Regions from separate parts of the Mus musculus genome. Here regions 2 and 3 are each linked to region 1. The links are chromatin loops, found by intact Hi-C in ENCODE. Cell type or tissue: left cerebral cortex. All regions are shown on one strand.

Evidence for each region. Peaks named below come from ENCODE experiments on the same cell type or tissue, not always from the same donor. Only the 100,000 strongest peaks of a DNase experiment are listed, where the experiment ranks them.
Region 2: a loop joins it to region 1, with 2.8 times the contacts of the local background. A loop is called at or near these places in 13 of 42 quality-filtered maps.
Region 3: a loop joins it to region 1, with 4 times the contacts of the local background. A loop is called at or near these places in 22 of 42 quality-filtered maps.

The regions. Positions count from the first base shown.
Region 1 is chr14:50,804,165-50,809,164 of GRCm38, reverse strand. Parp2 (poly (ADP-ribose) polymerase family, member 2) reads right to left here and starts at 1,249. Exons shown (of 16, transcript NM_009632.3): 1 at 1,178-1,249. The coding sequence starts at 1,217. It also overlaps Rpph1. In left cerebral cortex, no CTCF peak of the experiment used is centred here; DNase peaks (open chromatin) are centred at 1,375 and 2,196; H3K4me3 peaks cover 1,747 bases; H3K27ac peaks cover 1,234 bases.
Region 2 is chr14:50,909,517-50,914,516 of GRCm38, reverse strand. No RefSeq gene overlaps it. Among named protein-coding and RNA genes, the nearest start is that of Osgep, 13 kb to the left of the region's middle. In left cerebral cortex, no CTCF peak of the experiment used is centred here; no DNase peak of the experiment used is centred here.
Region 3 is chr14:50,922,518-50,927,517 of GRCm38, reverse strand. It overlaps Osgep (O-sialoglycoprotein endopeptidase), which reads left to right and starts at 2,625. Exons shown (of 11, transcript NM_133676.2): 1 at 2,625-2,854. The coding sequence starts at 2,740. It overlaps Apex1 (apurinic/apyrimidinic endonuclease 1), which reads right to left and starts at 2,569. Exons shown (of 5, transcript NM_009687.2): 1 at 2,489-2,569; 2 at 2,194-2,305; 3 at 1,814-2,001; 4 at 1,165-1,357; 5 at 330-1,062. The coding sequence starts at 2,248. The coding sequence ends at 545. Pip4p1 (phosphatidylinositol-4,5-bisphosphate 4-phosphatase 1) reads left to right here. Exons shown (of 7, transcript NM_001033271.5): 7 at 1-303. RefSeq lists a promoter at 2,377-2,849. In left cerebral cortex, no CTCF peak of the experiment used is centred here; DNase peaks (open chromatin) are centred at 1,483 and 2,611; H3K4me3 peaks cover 2,443 bases; H3K27ac peaks cover 1,561 bases.

The DNA of each region.
Region 1 (5,000 bases):
GTTATGACTTGCCATGTGGGATTTTGGAATCAAACTCAGACCCTCTATAAGGGCAACAAGTGTTTTTTTTTTTTTTTGGTTTTGTTTTCTTTTTTTTTTTTTTTTGGTTTTTCGAGACAGGGTTTCTCTGTATAGCCCTGGCTGTCCTGGAGCTCACTTTGTAGACCAGGCTGGCCTCAAACTCAGAAGTCCGCCTGCCTCTGCCTCCCGAGTGCTGGGATTAAAGGCGTGTGCCACCACGCCTGGCTAACAAGTGGTTTTTAACATTGAGCTAACTCTCCAGCTTCTTGACAACCCTCCTCCCCCCACCCCCCTTTTTAAATGACAGGGTCTCTATATAGCCCTGGCTGTCCTGGACCTCACAGAGATCCTCCTGCCTCTGCCTCCCAAGTGCGAGCATTAAAGGTGTGAGCCAACATGCCCACCAGGCTCTCATAATATCCTTTAAAGAAAGAACTTAAAGTAGCTGGAGAGGTGGGTCAGTGATGAAGGAGCTGCCTGATTCTTCCCGAGGCTCTGGGTTTAAGTTCCATCTCTCATATGGCAGACCACAACTGTCAGTAACTCTAGTACGGGGGGTCCAACACTTCCAGGCACATACATGGTGCATATATATATATATATGCAGATAAAATACATAAAGATTAAATAATTTCTAAAGAAATAATTCAACATGCTCTTAATAACTTGCACACCACTCACTGAGCAATACTGCCTAAATTGCTATCCTGATGGGATATTAATAATAGGATAAAATAAGTTTACATAGATCTTTACAGTTCATTACATGGGTCTCATAGCCTTTGGTCTCTAATACCTTCCTTCAAACTAGACCACTTCATCATGGTCATCAGTAAAGTGTTCAACGGTCTGGACTGACCAACTTGCTGCCAGCGTTGCTATTTGGAGCTTTAGAACCTGTAAATTCATTGAACTTTAGTTGCCCGAAATATAAAACCGAGACCACAGACACAGTATACGGTCTACAGACACCAATTCTAAGATTCGAATTTTACTTTCTGAAATCGGATGTATCTTAAAAGGTTGACTACAGCTAATCACTTTACTGTAAGCGCTTATCCGTGACCCGCCTCTTTGGACTGAAGTGTAATATGAAAAAGCGAGAGGCTCCCTGTGACACTGGGCCGAGCATTCAGCCTGCGGACTGAGTTCCCACCTCGCCTTCCAGAGCCTGATCTCTGCCGCCGCGGCGCCATCGCTCTTGAAGGACGACGTCATCATCCCTTGCCCGGATGCGCGGGCTTCTTGTCTAGCACAGGAGCCTGGGGTAGAGCGCATGCAAATTACGCGCTGTGCTTTGTGGGAAATCACCCTAAACGAAAAATTTATTCCTCTTTCGAGCCTTATAGTGGCGGCCGGTCTACATCCTGAAAGTGGGCGGAGGAAGCTCATCAGCGGGGCCACGTGCTGAGTGCGTGTCACTCTTCGGCCCCTGGGAAGGTCTGAGACTTGGGCCTCCCGCGGCCCTAACCGGGCTCTCCCCGAGCGGGGAGGTGAGTTCCCAGAGAGCAGGGCTCTACGCTTGGGCAGACTGGGCAGGAGAAGCCCCGAGTCGGGGCGGATGCCTCCCTCGCCGGAGCGGATGCCTCCCTCGCCGGAGCTTGGAACAGACTCACGGCCAGCAGTGCGAGTTCAATGGCTGAGGTGAGGCACCTCCCGGGCCTCATAACCCAATTCAGACTACTCTCCCCCGCCCTCTTTTTTGATCGAGATCCTTTTGGAGTATTGACTCGAAAGGGTTTTATATATTTACTCTGTGTCTCAGCATTCAGTCAGTCATTCATTCATTTTGAACAGTTGTGACTGTATTGACCACAACCCTCTACTATAAAAAGACCAAGCTTGAGAGTTGTTCAAATATGGATTAAACCATAAAAATATAGAAGGGAGTTTGACAACATTTAGTGAAACATGATATGAACCCCCTCCCACTGTTGGATTTTTGGGGCTATACTTTAGCTATTTGTCTAGCAAAAATAAACGTAGTTCATACCTTCATGTAACTTGTTATTGGGAGAATATATATGTAGACTTATTACAAAACCAAAAAAATGAACCTGTAACTGTAATAAGTACTTAGGAAAAGCACATAGTATCATAATAGAGAAACAGGCTGGGAATTCCTCATGAAGTAAATGAGCAGAGTTGAGCTACAGCGAAGAACACTGAGAAAGGAGAAGCAATTGAGATAGGAGTGGAATAGGGCTCATACCAAGCCCAGCTTTCCTTACAAAGGCGCGAAGCTGTGACTTGACTAGTGTGTGGATGCCTCAGATCGATTAATGACCAAAACTGAAAAATAAAACTTTGATTACCATTTCCCGTCCCTCATCTCCTCCAGGTCTCCATCCAACTAACTCCATGTCCTCTTGAGCTTTCTTTAGAAAACAGGCAATTAAATTAAAAAATAAATAAATAAATAAATAAAAAGCACAAGTGATACGTACACAAACACATACAAACTCATTAAAAAAAAAAAAAAAAAAAAAAGCTGGGTGAGCCAGGCAGTGGTGGCGCACACCTTTAATCCCAGCACTTGGGAGGCAGAGACAGGTGGATTTCTGAGTTCGAGACCAGCCTGGTCTACAAAGTGAGTTCCAGGTCAGCCAGGGCTATACAGAGAAACCCTGTACAAAAAAAAAAAAAACAAAAAAAAAAAAAAACAAAACAAAACCTGGGTGTGGTGGCACACACTTTTAATCCCAATACTTGGGAGGCACAGGGAAGCAGATCTCTGAGTTCAAGGCTAACCTGGTCTAGAGGGTAAATTCCAGGACAGCCCAGGCTATATAGAAAAACTCTCTTGAAAAAAACCGAAAGAATAAAAAGAAAGAAAGAAAAAGCACAAGAGACATACATATATGCTCACTCTAACGGTGTGGGGGGCACGGGCACACGCACACACTCACATACCACACACACACATCCCATATCAGTAGGTGTACAGGGTACCTTCCAGTACTATGAAAATTAGTCAGTAGGGATGAAGGCTCTAGACAGGCACTAGCTCAACTGGTCCATATTCAATGAGGTATGACAGTATCAATGTTTAACAACAGGGCCTTGCCATCAGTTTGCAGAGAGCAAAGGATACTGGGTTCTTTGGGGGTTTCCATGGATCCCTTTTGGCAAACAACTCACTTAGATGTCACCCATCCCTGGTGGTTTCTCTTGGTGGTGACTGGTGTCTAGCTGAGGCTTTCTTTTCATACATGTACATGTTTTAAGAAGCTTCTACAGTAGCAGGCTCCCTTATGGATGACGCATGCTTATTTGTCACTTTCTGAGTCTCTATTCCCATTACCTTTCTTCTCCATCCCCCTCCCCATTTAATCCTCCAGCTCCATTCTCCCCTTGTTTCTCCATAGCTATATATTCTATTTCCCTTCCCTTGGGAGATCCTGTCCTCCCTCCCCTTCCTCATCCCTGACTCTATACCTAACCGTTGTGGTTATAATGGATTGCAGCATGCCTATGGAAGGATTAGAAGCTAACATTCACATATGTATTTGCCTTTTTGGGTCAGGGTTACCTCACTTAGGATGACTTTTCCCCCCAGCTCCATCGGTATATCTGTGATATTCAGAATTTCTTCGTCCTCTTTAGTTTCTCTGTGTAGCCTTGGCTGTCCGGGAACTCACTTTGAAGACCAGTCTGGCCTTGAAGTCAGAAATCCGCCTGCCTCTGCCTCTGCCTCCCAAGTGCTGGGATTAAAGGCGTGCGCCACCACGCCCTACCATCTTCCTTTTCTTTCTTTCCTCTTTCTCCTGCCCTTCCTCTTCTTCTTCCTTTTCCTCCTCTTCCATCTCCTCCTCCACCTCCTTCTTCACTTCTTCACAGACCTGGGGCTCACTCTGTAAATCAGGCCTTGAACTCAGAGAACCAAAGACAGAGGCTGCACTCACCCTCCGAGACCGCCCAGGTTAGCGCCGGGGTAGTAACGGTGCCTTTCCCAAAAAAAAAAAAAGAATACAGACGGATTTCCCCAGATTCAGGAACACTGTGCCCGAGGCAGAATGTATTGTTTCTGGGTCACCTGGTCTGGGGAAAGCTGGCAAACAAGGACTGCCGAGGCCCACGTGTATGTCTCTGTTGAATGTTGTGGGGCCACGACCTTGACACATTTGCGAACCTTTAGTGAACAGTGTCGTATTTGCTCAGACCATGTGTGAAACTAGATAGATAACGCTGAGGATAGGTGGTTTAACAAGCCCTAGGAGGGCTAACGGTGGCGCCTGTGTCCTAAAATACTTATAAGACGCTCTGAGAAGGACCAGGGTTTTTTAGCTTTGCGCAAGCCAATGTTCAAATTGTAGCGCCTGCGTCTGGAGTATCTGGAGATACTCTGCTCTGCTCGGAGGATAGTGTGAGCCATTCTGAGCTTCCTTTGTGAAGAGTGAACAAAATACACCCTAGTTGGTATACAGTAAATACTAGCTACTTTGCAAAAGCAAGCTGTGAGTTTATAATCTCCATTGCGGGTATTTTTGACTCATGAAAAGTTTTCTAATGACCTCGGTGTGTGGAACTCACAAGACTCCTGTTTTTCTCCTTGATACTAGTCTAAGCGTAACCGGTTTTTGGTGTTGGTGGCTTTTTGTTCTTTTTTTGACAAAAAAGTATGGTTCTAGCTGTCCTGGAACTCTTAGTAGACCAGGTTGGTGTCAAACTCAGATCTGCCCGCCTCAGCCTCCTGCGTGCTGGGATTAGAGGCATGGATTGCCACCCCTGGGCTAGATATTCTTTAAAGATTTATTTGTAATTAAGTCTGTTAAGTGTGGAGGCATAAAGTATGCAGGTGCCTTCTGAACCAGAAGAGGCTTTTTGACTTTTTGATCCCCTGGAGTTAACAATAGCAGTGAGCTGCCCAACATGGGTGCTGGGAATTGAGCTCAGATCTCTGCAAGGTCCATCTCTGCAGTCCTACTTAGTTGGTTATTTTTATTTTTTTGAGACTGGGTTTTGCTGTCCTGGAACTT
Region 2 (5,000 bases), 110 kb before region 1:
ACCTCCCACACCCACACAGTGTAAGAGACTGAACCCACAGAACCACCTGAGCTGCATCCTTAGCCCCAATTATACTTCTGTCACACTTTATACCTAGATCAGCAAGTTAGAGGCAGGCAGATAGACAGACAGAGAGACACACACTCAGAGATAGATATATGTAGGGGAAGGCAGAGAGATAGAAGAGAGCACGCACTAAGTGGGAAGAGTGGGTTTTTGTAACATCAGAGCCCATACCCATTGACACAATTCTTCCAATACAGCCATACCTCCCAATCTTTCTCAAACAGTCCTACCAACTGGGTGTCGCGCCCGCTCTCGACCAGCAAGAACGACGCGACCACCAGTCCTTCTAACAGCAGTTTATTCAGTCCTGATTCTTCTTGTTTATATCTCCCCCGAACCCTGGGCCTCTCACTCCTTTTATACTCTCATCCACGCACCGCAGGCCACGCCCCCTCGCCAGTCACGAGGCTTCAGCTAATCAGGGCAGCAGGGGCAAATCTCCACCAAATTGGATTCACCTGTATCCTGGTACACCTGCGCAGCACTCAAGATGTTTGTGTCTTATATGAGGAAGTCAGGTGCAAGTCATATGACTTAGCTGCAGTCCCTGGCGCCTTTGGGACTGCCGCCACACCCGCTCCCCACAACTGGGGAGCAAGCACTTAAATATATAAGCCTGTGGAGCCATTCTCATAGAAATCATACCTTGGTTCTTTAAATTAGAAGCAAGGAGCACACATTTATCAAGTTCTCAGCTCCATACTGAATACTTTATATCATTTATACTTAGATACTCTGATTTCTGTTCCATTCCCACAGACAAGAGGTTCTCAACCAAGTCTGGTTTGGTCTTAGGAGGACAAAGAGAAGATGCTACTAAAGAGAAGCCAAGGCGGGCTGGAGAGAGCTCATTGATTAAGAGCACTTACAGAGGACTCCAGTTGGATTCCTAGCACCCAGGTGGCAGCTCACTGTTGTCAGTATCTTCAGTTCCAGGGGATCTGATGCTTTCTGGCCCTGGGCGCCGGGCACATATGTCATGCACACATGAGGCAAAACACCCATACACATGAAATAAAGCTACATCTTAAAAAGAGAAGCCAAGCCGGGCGGTGGTGGCGCACGCCTTTAATCCCAGTACTTGGGAGGCAGAGGCAGGCGGATTTCTGAGTTCGAGGCCAGCCTGGTCTACAGAGTGAGTTCAAGGACAGCCAGGGCTACACAGAGGAAATAAATAAAGCCAAGGATGCTAGAAAATACCCTACAGTTTTTAATAAAGCCCCACAAATAAAGTCCTATGCAAAAATGTTGTTAGTATCACAGTTGAAAACTGCCCCAGACAGGAATGTGTAATGGTTTGGTTTGGTTTGGGTTTTGAGAACTCTATAGAGTAGCTATACGCTGATTGACCTGGACAGTTCTGAGCTATGTCCTAATTGCTAAGCAGATCCAGCTGCTCTCACTGAGTGTGAGTTGACAGGTTAGCTGCAACTTCACAGCGTGGCTTAAAAGAGTTGCCTCCGGTTTTCCTCTGAATTCGCTATGAAAATCTATTCTGTTGCTGAGGGTGGAGCTTAGGTGGTAGAACATTTGCTTGATACAAAGCTATATAAGCGGTGATTAGGCATCTGGAATCTCCATGCTTTGCAGGTAGAGACAGGAAGATGAGAATTTAAAGGTTTTCCTTAGGTATATAGTGAGTTCAGGGCTAGCCTGGGCTACATGAGACCCTATCTCAGAAAATGAAAATTAAACTATCTCAGCAGATTTGTTGTTACCATATCATTAGTTACTTAGTCACAAATATAATGGTGGATTCTACTTCTTTTATAAGTCTGTCTGAAACATTTAACACTTACTCTTTTAGAATGTATTGTCTGCTTTCTTGCTGACTCTCTGTTGCCTTTGCTGGTTCTCATTTCTCAGTCTTAGCTTGGACTGAGTTGTCTCCTGCCTTCAGTCTCTTGAGTGCTGGCACCTGTGCCACTGTGCCTGTCTATGTCTACAGTCCTAACATCCGAGAGTCCTCAGACAGTTGGCACAGGCATGTGGGGTGATTGTGTCCAGTCTTAAGCCATGAAATTCATTAGGATATAGGTAACTCCAGTTTTATATCTCTAGCCAGGACTGCCCTCCCAAATACCAAGCTGCCCTTTGGCATCTTTGCCTGGGTACAAATGTAGCACCCTGTCTTGGGGTTTTTATTGCTGTAGTAAAATACCACAACCAAAATCAGCTTGGGAAAGAAAAGGTTTATTTCACTTTACAGTCTGGAGCATTCTGTAAGGCAGTCTGTACAGGCAGGCACTAGAGCTGAGGCCCTGAGGTGTGCTGCTTACTGGCTTGCTCTGTTCACCTTGCTTAGCCTGTTTTCTTATAGCACCCAGGACCACCCACAGCGAGCTGGGCCCTCCCACATCAATCATCATTGAAGAAAATGCACCATAGACTTCTCATCTCACAGGCCAATCTGGTGTGGACAGTTTTCCCAGTTGAAGTTCCCCCTTCCCACACTCAAACTTGTGTTACGTTGATATAAAATTGATTGGCACACACTTTAAGTTTAAGGTATCCAAAACTGAACTTAAGTTCCCCAGCCTTCTCCTTTAGTTATTTCTTATTTAAGTGATCAGTACCCCCTCTGGTTCATGTCAAAACACAGACCTTGGCATTCTTTTGAGTTCTATGAATAGGTGTGTGTGTTTCACCTTCAGTTAATCAAATCCACTTGGATTTACTTTTCAACATTTAACCACATTTAACCACAATCCTCTTTCCTTTTAAGCTGAACCAAATTAGTGGCTTATCTTCAGAATGCCCTAATTCCTTCCTCTCCCCCTACAGTAGTCTTTTGTACTGAAGGCCTGTGGCCATAACCTTAGGGTTTGTATGTCTAGCTCACTTTATGCAGCTCCTCCAGCTAGCGACTCAGGGCAGGGCTGCTCACAAAAGGTCATAAAGGTCATTGGGTTCATTTTTTCTTGCATGTCAGTAGATAGGGGATTAACATAGTCCTGTAATGATAAAGGGGGGTGACAAGCAGTCTTCCCAGCGACCTTTGGGGGGCAGGGGAGGAGGGTGTGTGTGCTGAGAAAGAGTACTGCCTGAAGGTTTCTTAAGTGGGAGAAGGGCAACGAATGCTTTGTAATGTAAGTGTCAACCCACCCCAACCAGCAAGGCTAAGTCTGTAGATAGGGCTGGGAAATCCTGAGGAGCTGTGGGGTGGGGGTGGGGTCTGACTGGGCAAGGCCTTTGAGCACAAGAGCAGTGCCAACAGATTGCTCGTCATTTTTATTACTAAGGTAAGGCATACATAGGTGAGATGGTTTTACAGTTTAAGCAAGTACAGATACTGTGAGGGAATATACCTGGTTTATGTTTTATGAATACTCTCTCTGGTCATGCTAAAGACTCAAGGATACTCCAGATCTTCACCTTTCCCATAGGGACAATTCAGACATTCCAGGTCCTTCCCTTCACGTGCTTGCTTTTGAATGCATTCACGTACCCTAGTGTATGCAATTCTTTCTAGAAGTACACCCGTGGGAAGACCATTCCGCAGTCTGCCCTATCCATGGTTCACAGTAAGTCGCACAGGCGCCCACAAAGTACCTGTCTGTGTTCTAGGCTTGCTTTTTTTCTGTGCATGATGTTGAGGTTGAGCCCAGGGTCTTGCGTGTACCGTGCAAGCACTCTGCCTTTCAGCTCTCCCTTGCCCTTGAGCCTCTCAAGTGCTAGTAAGCCTGCACCGCCATGTCCCACCCTGATGGTACCTCAGGCCACTACTGCTGCCTCCTCTTAGATCATTAACTTCTCCTTCTTTTCCTCTGAGACTTGGAAAGGAATGGGGGCTTCTGAGGGTCTTTTAGGCTTCCTACCACTATCATCACTGAGCCAGTTCACTGACTGCAGGCCCTGCTTTGACTGAATGTCATTTGAGTCTGCTGGTGTCGTAACTGCCCCAAAGAGAAAAATTATACAAAGTGGCTGTGGTGGTGCAAACCTGTTAAGCTCAGCCCTTGGGAGGGAGAGGCAAAAGAATCACATTCCAAGCCAGTTTGGGATACTGTCTTAGGGTTTCCATTGGTGCAGTGAAACATGACCAAAAGCAAGGTGAAGGCAAGGGCTCTATTTGGCTTTCACTTCCATAGTGTCGTCCACCCTTGAAGGAAGCCAGACAAGGCAGGGACCTGAGAATAGGACCTGATGCAGAAGTCATGAAGGGCACTGCTTACTGGCTTGCTCCACATGGCTTACTCAGCCTCCTTTCTTAAAGAACCCAGGATGACCAGCCCAAAGATGGCCCCACCCACAATGGGCTGAGCCCTACCCCATCAGTCACTAAGAAAATGTTCTACAGGCTTGCCTACAGCCTGGTGTTATGGAGGCATTTTCTCAACTTAGGGTTCTTCTTCTTGGGTGACTCTAGCTTGTATCAGGTTAACATAAAACTAGCCAGCGCAGATACACAGTGAGACCCAGTCTCATACCAAACAAAAGAGAAGACAAATTCCTTTCCTATCGAGCAGTTACTCTAACTCCATCCTCAGGCCATGCCTCCCTATTAGGTACTTTGCTTTTCTCAAATTATCCCACTGTCATGCTCAGCTGCCTTTGATACTCAGTTTCTGCTTTCCTCTCCTTATTCTTTGACTCACCATGGCCTTGTATTGTGTAGTCACAATTAGCCCTGCTGCCATCCTTCAGAGGCAGACACAACTGCAGGGAAAGGCATCCCCTGACGAGAGGAGTAAAAAGGCACGGAAGGAGGAGCTGAGGGAGGAAGGGCTTTCCCTCCCTTAAGAGCTGGAAACGCCAGGCTCAGTTCCCAGCATCCACATGGCAGCTCACACCTGTCTGTCTGTCTGTACCTCCAGTTCCAGGGAATCCATGGCACCAGACATGCACATGGTGATAAATACACATGCAGGCAAAACACCCATACATAAAATAAATACCCATACATGAAGCAAAATAAATCTCTTTTTACTGAG
Region 3 (5,000 bases), 120 kb before region 1:
CTTGCTGCTGCTATTGCACTTCACCAGGGGCTGGCTCTGGCCTCAATACCCAGTCTCTTCTCCCCACATTTCTCGTCCTGTGGGGTGGGGTAAGCCACTGCTCTGTACAGAACTATAGGAACTGATGTGTATATATATAACTATTTAATATGGGATATGTTCCCCTAATCCTGTACTTCCCTGAATTCCTCCTTCCGATTTTACTTCCAGTTGCAGTATTGAACTGGGCTGAGGTAGGGTCACTGTCTTGGGAGAGGTTAGGGACTCATCTGTGCTTGTAAATAAATAATGTCATGACTCTAACCTTTCCCACTTAACAACTTTTGTGTATGAAAAAGGGAATATGTAGTTTTCACAAAGGGACAAAGAAAGCCAAGCTGAAAGTAGGGCCTTTTATTTCTCTTGGATTGTCTAAAGGAAACCAGAAGTTTGGTTTAATGTTTAAAATGAGGGAGCACATACAAAACCAAACACCTGAAGGCTAAAACACCAGACTTCTGCAGAGAGAGCCATCTCCCAGGCAGGAAGCTACTGCAGGAGGGTATCACAGTGCTAGGTAAAGGGTGATGGGACAGTGGTCACTGCCAAGAGCCTTGGACCGGATCTTGCTGTCACACAATGCAGGTAAAAGAGAGTGGGAAAGCAAAAAGTAATCAAGGCGCCAACCAACATTCTTAGAGCGGGCATTCATCATGTAAGTCCAGAAAGTGTAAGCGTAAGCAGTGTTGGGGTAGAGATGCCGGAAGCTGTCAGCCAATGGTACAGCTTGTAGCAGTTCCCCAAAACCTTGGCGCTCCTGGGGAGTAAAGCCAGCATTCTTTTTGTTTCCTTTGGGGTTACGGAGGTCAATTTCTTCATGAGCCACATTGAGATCCCCACATAGCACAAGAGGCTTTCTGGAAGCCAAGTCCTTTAGAAACTTTCGGAAGGCTTCATCCCAACGCTGTCGGTATTCCAGTCTTACCAGACCCCTGCCTGCATTGGGAACATAGGCTGTTACCAGGACAAAGGACTCAAATTCAGCCACAATCACCCGGCCTTCTTGATCATGTTCTTCCTCGCCTATAAAAATAAAAACCAGTGTAAAAATTTTAAGAAAGGTCTAAGAAAAAGTAGTAGAGTTAACTGAAGAACATTCAGACATGAATGTCATTAAGGTCTCACCAATGCCATAAGAGACTTTTAGCGGGCACTGGCGGGAAAGTAGGCCCACACCACTGTATCCTTCTTTGTCTGACGGAGCTGACCAGTACTGATGGGTGAGTCCAGGCAGCTCTTGCAGTTCAGCCGGGAGTTTGTTCTCCGAGCACTTGGTCTCTTGGAGGCACAAGATATCTGGTGCTTCTTCCTTTACCCACTGAATGGAAATGTGGAAAATTAAAATTTTATGTGCTACATGCTATACACAGAAGGCATTCGAGCAGCAGAATATAAACAAATCTTGTATGTGAGTGAGTGTCCGTTAGTCACCTGACTGGGGTGCTGGAAACCTAACTGGAACCTTCGGAAGCACAATGTGCTGTCAACTGCAGAACGCTCGCTCCCATTTGGATCTTAAGTAGTTACTGGGATTGAGGATATGCTAAGTAACCCAAAAGCGGGGGGGGGGGGGGCAAACAGTCTAGACTAGTTTTTTTAAAAAATGAAATGAGGGAGTTGTTGGGGTTTATATAGGCTTTTAGGAGCCCTCCACCAACCCCCCGGGGGGGCATCTACAGACGCGAAAAATAACGTTTCAAAGGAAACAAGATGATTGGTCCTTAAGACGAGTCAACCAAGAAAGGTCTACTTCCCGATTCTGAACTGTACTCACATCCAAACCTTTCTTTTTAATCCAGGCTCGAAGCCCATCCACATTCCAGGAGCATATCTTGAGTGTGGCAGATTTGCCACTGGGTGAGGTTTTCTGATCTGGAGGGTCCTCGTACAGGACAGGGCCCTCTCCCGCGGCCTCCTTCTCGGTTTTCTTTGCTGCCCCCTTACTCTTCTTGGTCTCTGGCTCTATAAAATGGGTAAAGTAGTAAGAGCTGGCAGTTCCAACCTCAGGCCAGAGTTAACTCTAACCTCATTAGGCGTTCTAATTACACAAACTTCTCGGAACCCAGCAACGTAACTTGGTCCATATTTACCGTAATTCATGGCGGTCTAGTAAAGCCCTGAACTTGCCTGGGGGGTGGGGTTGGGCACGCTTACCCGACTTGGGTTCTTCCCCGTCGTCGGCCGCCGCTTTCTTTCCCCGCTTTGGCATCGCTGTGACGAAAGCCCTTAGGCTCCTGGAGCACCGAAGCAGTGTTTACTGCGCTGCCTGCAGATAAGAAACGATGAAATCAAAACACAAGGAGAGGCAGCGAGGCGCCTCCCGTAGGCGTTTGCACACCCGGGGCTGCGGTTCTTCCGGCCTGGCCCGCCACGAGCAATGCAGCCCCTCGCCCGCGTTAGGCCCTTCAGCGAGCAGGGTCGCGAAACGCGCTAGAACAAGGTACCTGACCTCCCAACGAAGCCAGAGACCCTCACGGCACAAAGAATGGAGTCTGCCTGTTCCCACGTGGGCGATTGGTGTGGTCACGTGATTCGAGGGCTCCGCCCCCACGTGGTTCTGGAGCGCGATGATTGGTCCTCCTGGCACCTCGTGACATAACTTCTGGCGCCCGAAAGTCCCTTCGCTTGGTTCTGGGTTGTTCGTGGTAGTGCCGGTTACAGCTCGTCACTCGGCCTCACGACCGGGAGCCGTGAGGCACCATGCCCGCGGTGCTGGGGTTCGAAGGCAGCGCCAACAAGATCGGCGTGGGCGTGGTCCGCGACGGCACGGTGCTGGCGAACCCGCGGCGCACTTACGTCACGGCCCCGGGCACCGGTGAGTGGCTGCGGCCGCGCTTCCCGGCTCCTTGTCCAGTTTTGTTCTGTCCGATATTCCACACTGTTGCCTATGTCAGATTTTACAGGCTTCCCCACTCCAGACTCCCCTGATTGTGCGTTTGGTTGGTAACTTTTGACTAGAAGAGTCAGACACCTGGGGCTAGGTCACGTGGGTTCGTTCAGGTTTTGTTTTTGGGTTTTTTCATGCATTTTTTTGAGACAGGGTCTCTCCTTGTAACCTTTACTGACCTGGAACTTGCTGTGTAGACTCTTGACTGCTGGAATTAAAGGCATGAGCCACTACCCCCGGTTGTATTCTGATTTTATCGAGCAACTTTAATGAGCTAAGCATCCGAAAATATGTGTTCCGAGGCAGCGCTGTAGATGCACATAGAGATTGGTTTACACTGCACCGTGATAAATATAAAAGTAATCTACAACGAGGAGGGAAAGCTGGAGGAGTTCCTGTATTTTCGATCTGTTTTAGGTGTCTGTTTTTCGGTACTTTTAGAATGGAAATGGGTATCAGTGGGTTTGGACAGTTATGTGAAAAGCACCAGGCACTGCACGACTCTCAATATAGTTACAAGTTGTATTTTGCCTACCCTCTCCCAAAACTTGCACACACATATAACCTGCATGTACCTCTGAAGGCTCCCTAAGCAGGTGAAATGTTTCAGGTTACATAGTAGAAATATATGTGTGTTTAGGACTCACTCTTGTAGGCTCTAAAGCACAGAGGCTGAGATACGTGTGGTTAAAGGGAAGCTACTGACAGTTGTAGTGCTGTAGTTATCATATGTTAAGTCCAACGATATGACCTTTCATAGGGTTCTATGGAATTACAGGAAAAGTTAACAAAGAGTAGGAAGTTTGTAAAACTCAGATTGCTCCTGAACATTGTGTGTGGACCAGCACCATCTCTGAAACCCCAGTAGCCTATGTAGAGGTTGGAAAGCTAACAGAGTGTGTGGTGCAGTCTGTAATGGTGACACCTGGGAGACTGCGACAGGATCTGAGTTTAAGGCTGTCCTATGTTGTGACCTTGTCTCAAAAGTAGAGATTTGAAAAGAGAATATCTTGGGCTGGAGAAATGGCTCAGTGGTTAAGAGCACTGATTGCTCTTCCAGAGGTCCTGAGTTCAATTCCCAGCATTCACATGGTGGCTCACAACCATCTATAATAGGATCCAATGCCCTCTTCTGGTGTGTCTGAAGACAGCTACAGTGTACATACATAAAATAAATAAATCTTTAGAAAAAAAAGAAAAGAGGATGTCTTAAAACCTAGGCAAGTAGAGTATGTTTTTCTACATCGTTAAAACGTGTCTTTGTTGGTTTTTTACTTCTTTTTTTTTAATATTATTTTTATTACGTATTTTCCTCAATTACATTTCCAATGCTATCCCAAAAGTCCCCCATACCCCCGCCCCCCACTCTCCTACCCACCATTCCCACTTTTTGGCCCTGGCGTTCCCCTGTACTGGGGCATATAAAGATTGCATGTCCAATGGGCCTCTCTTTCTAGTGATGGCCGACTAGGCCATCATTTGATACATATGCAGCTAGAGTCAAGAGCTCCGGGATACTGGTTAGTTCATAATGTTGTTGCACCTACAGGGTTGCAGATCTCTTTGGCTCCTTGGATACTTTTTCTAGCTCCTCCATTAGGGGCCCTGTGATCCATCCCAGAGCTGACTGTGAGCATCCACTTATGTGTTTGCTAGGCCCCGGCCTAGTCTCACAAGAGACAGCTATATCAGGGTCCTTTCAGCAAACGCTTGCTAGTGTATGAAATGGTGTCATCGTTTGGGATGACTGTCTATGGGATAGATCCCTGGATATGGCAGTCTCTAGATGGTCCATCCTTTTGTCTCAGCTCCAAACTTTGTCTCTGTAACTCCTTCCATGGGTGATTGCTTCCAATTCTAAAAAGGGGCAAAGTGTCCACACTTTGGTCTTCATTCTTCTTCAGTTTCATGTGTTTTGCAAATTGTATCTTATATATCGGGTATACTAAGTTTCTAAGCTAATATCCACTTATCAGTGAGTACATATCATTTGAGTTCTTTTGTGATTGTGTTACCTCACTCAGGATGATGCCCTCCAGGTCCAACCATTTGCCTAGGAATTTCATAAATTCAT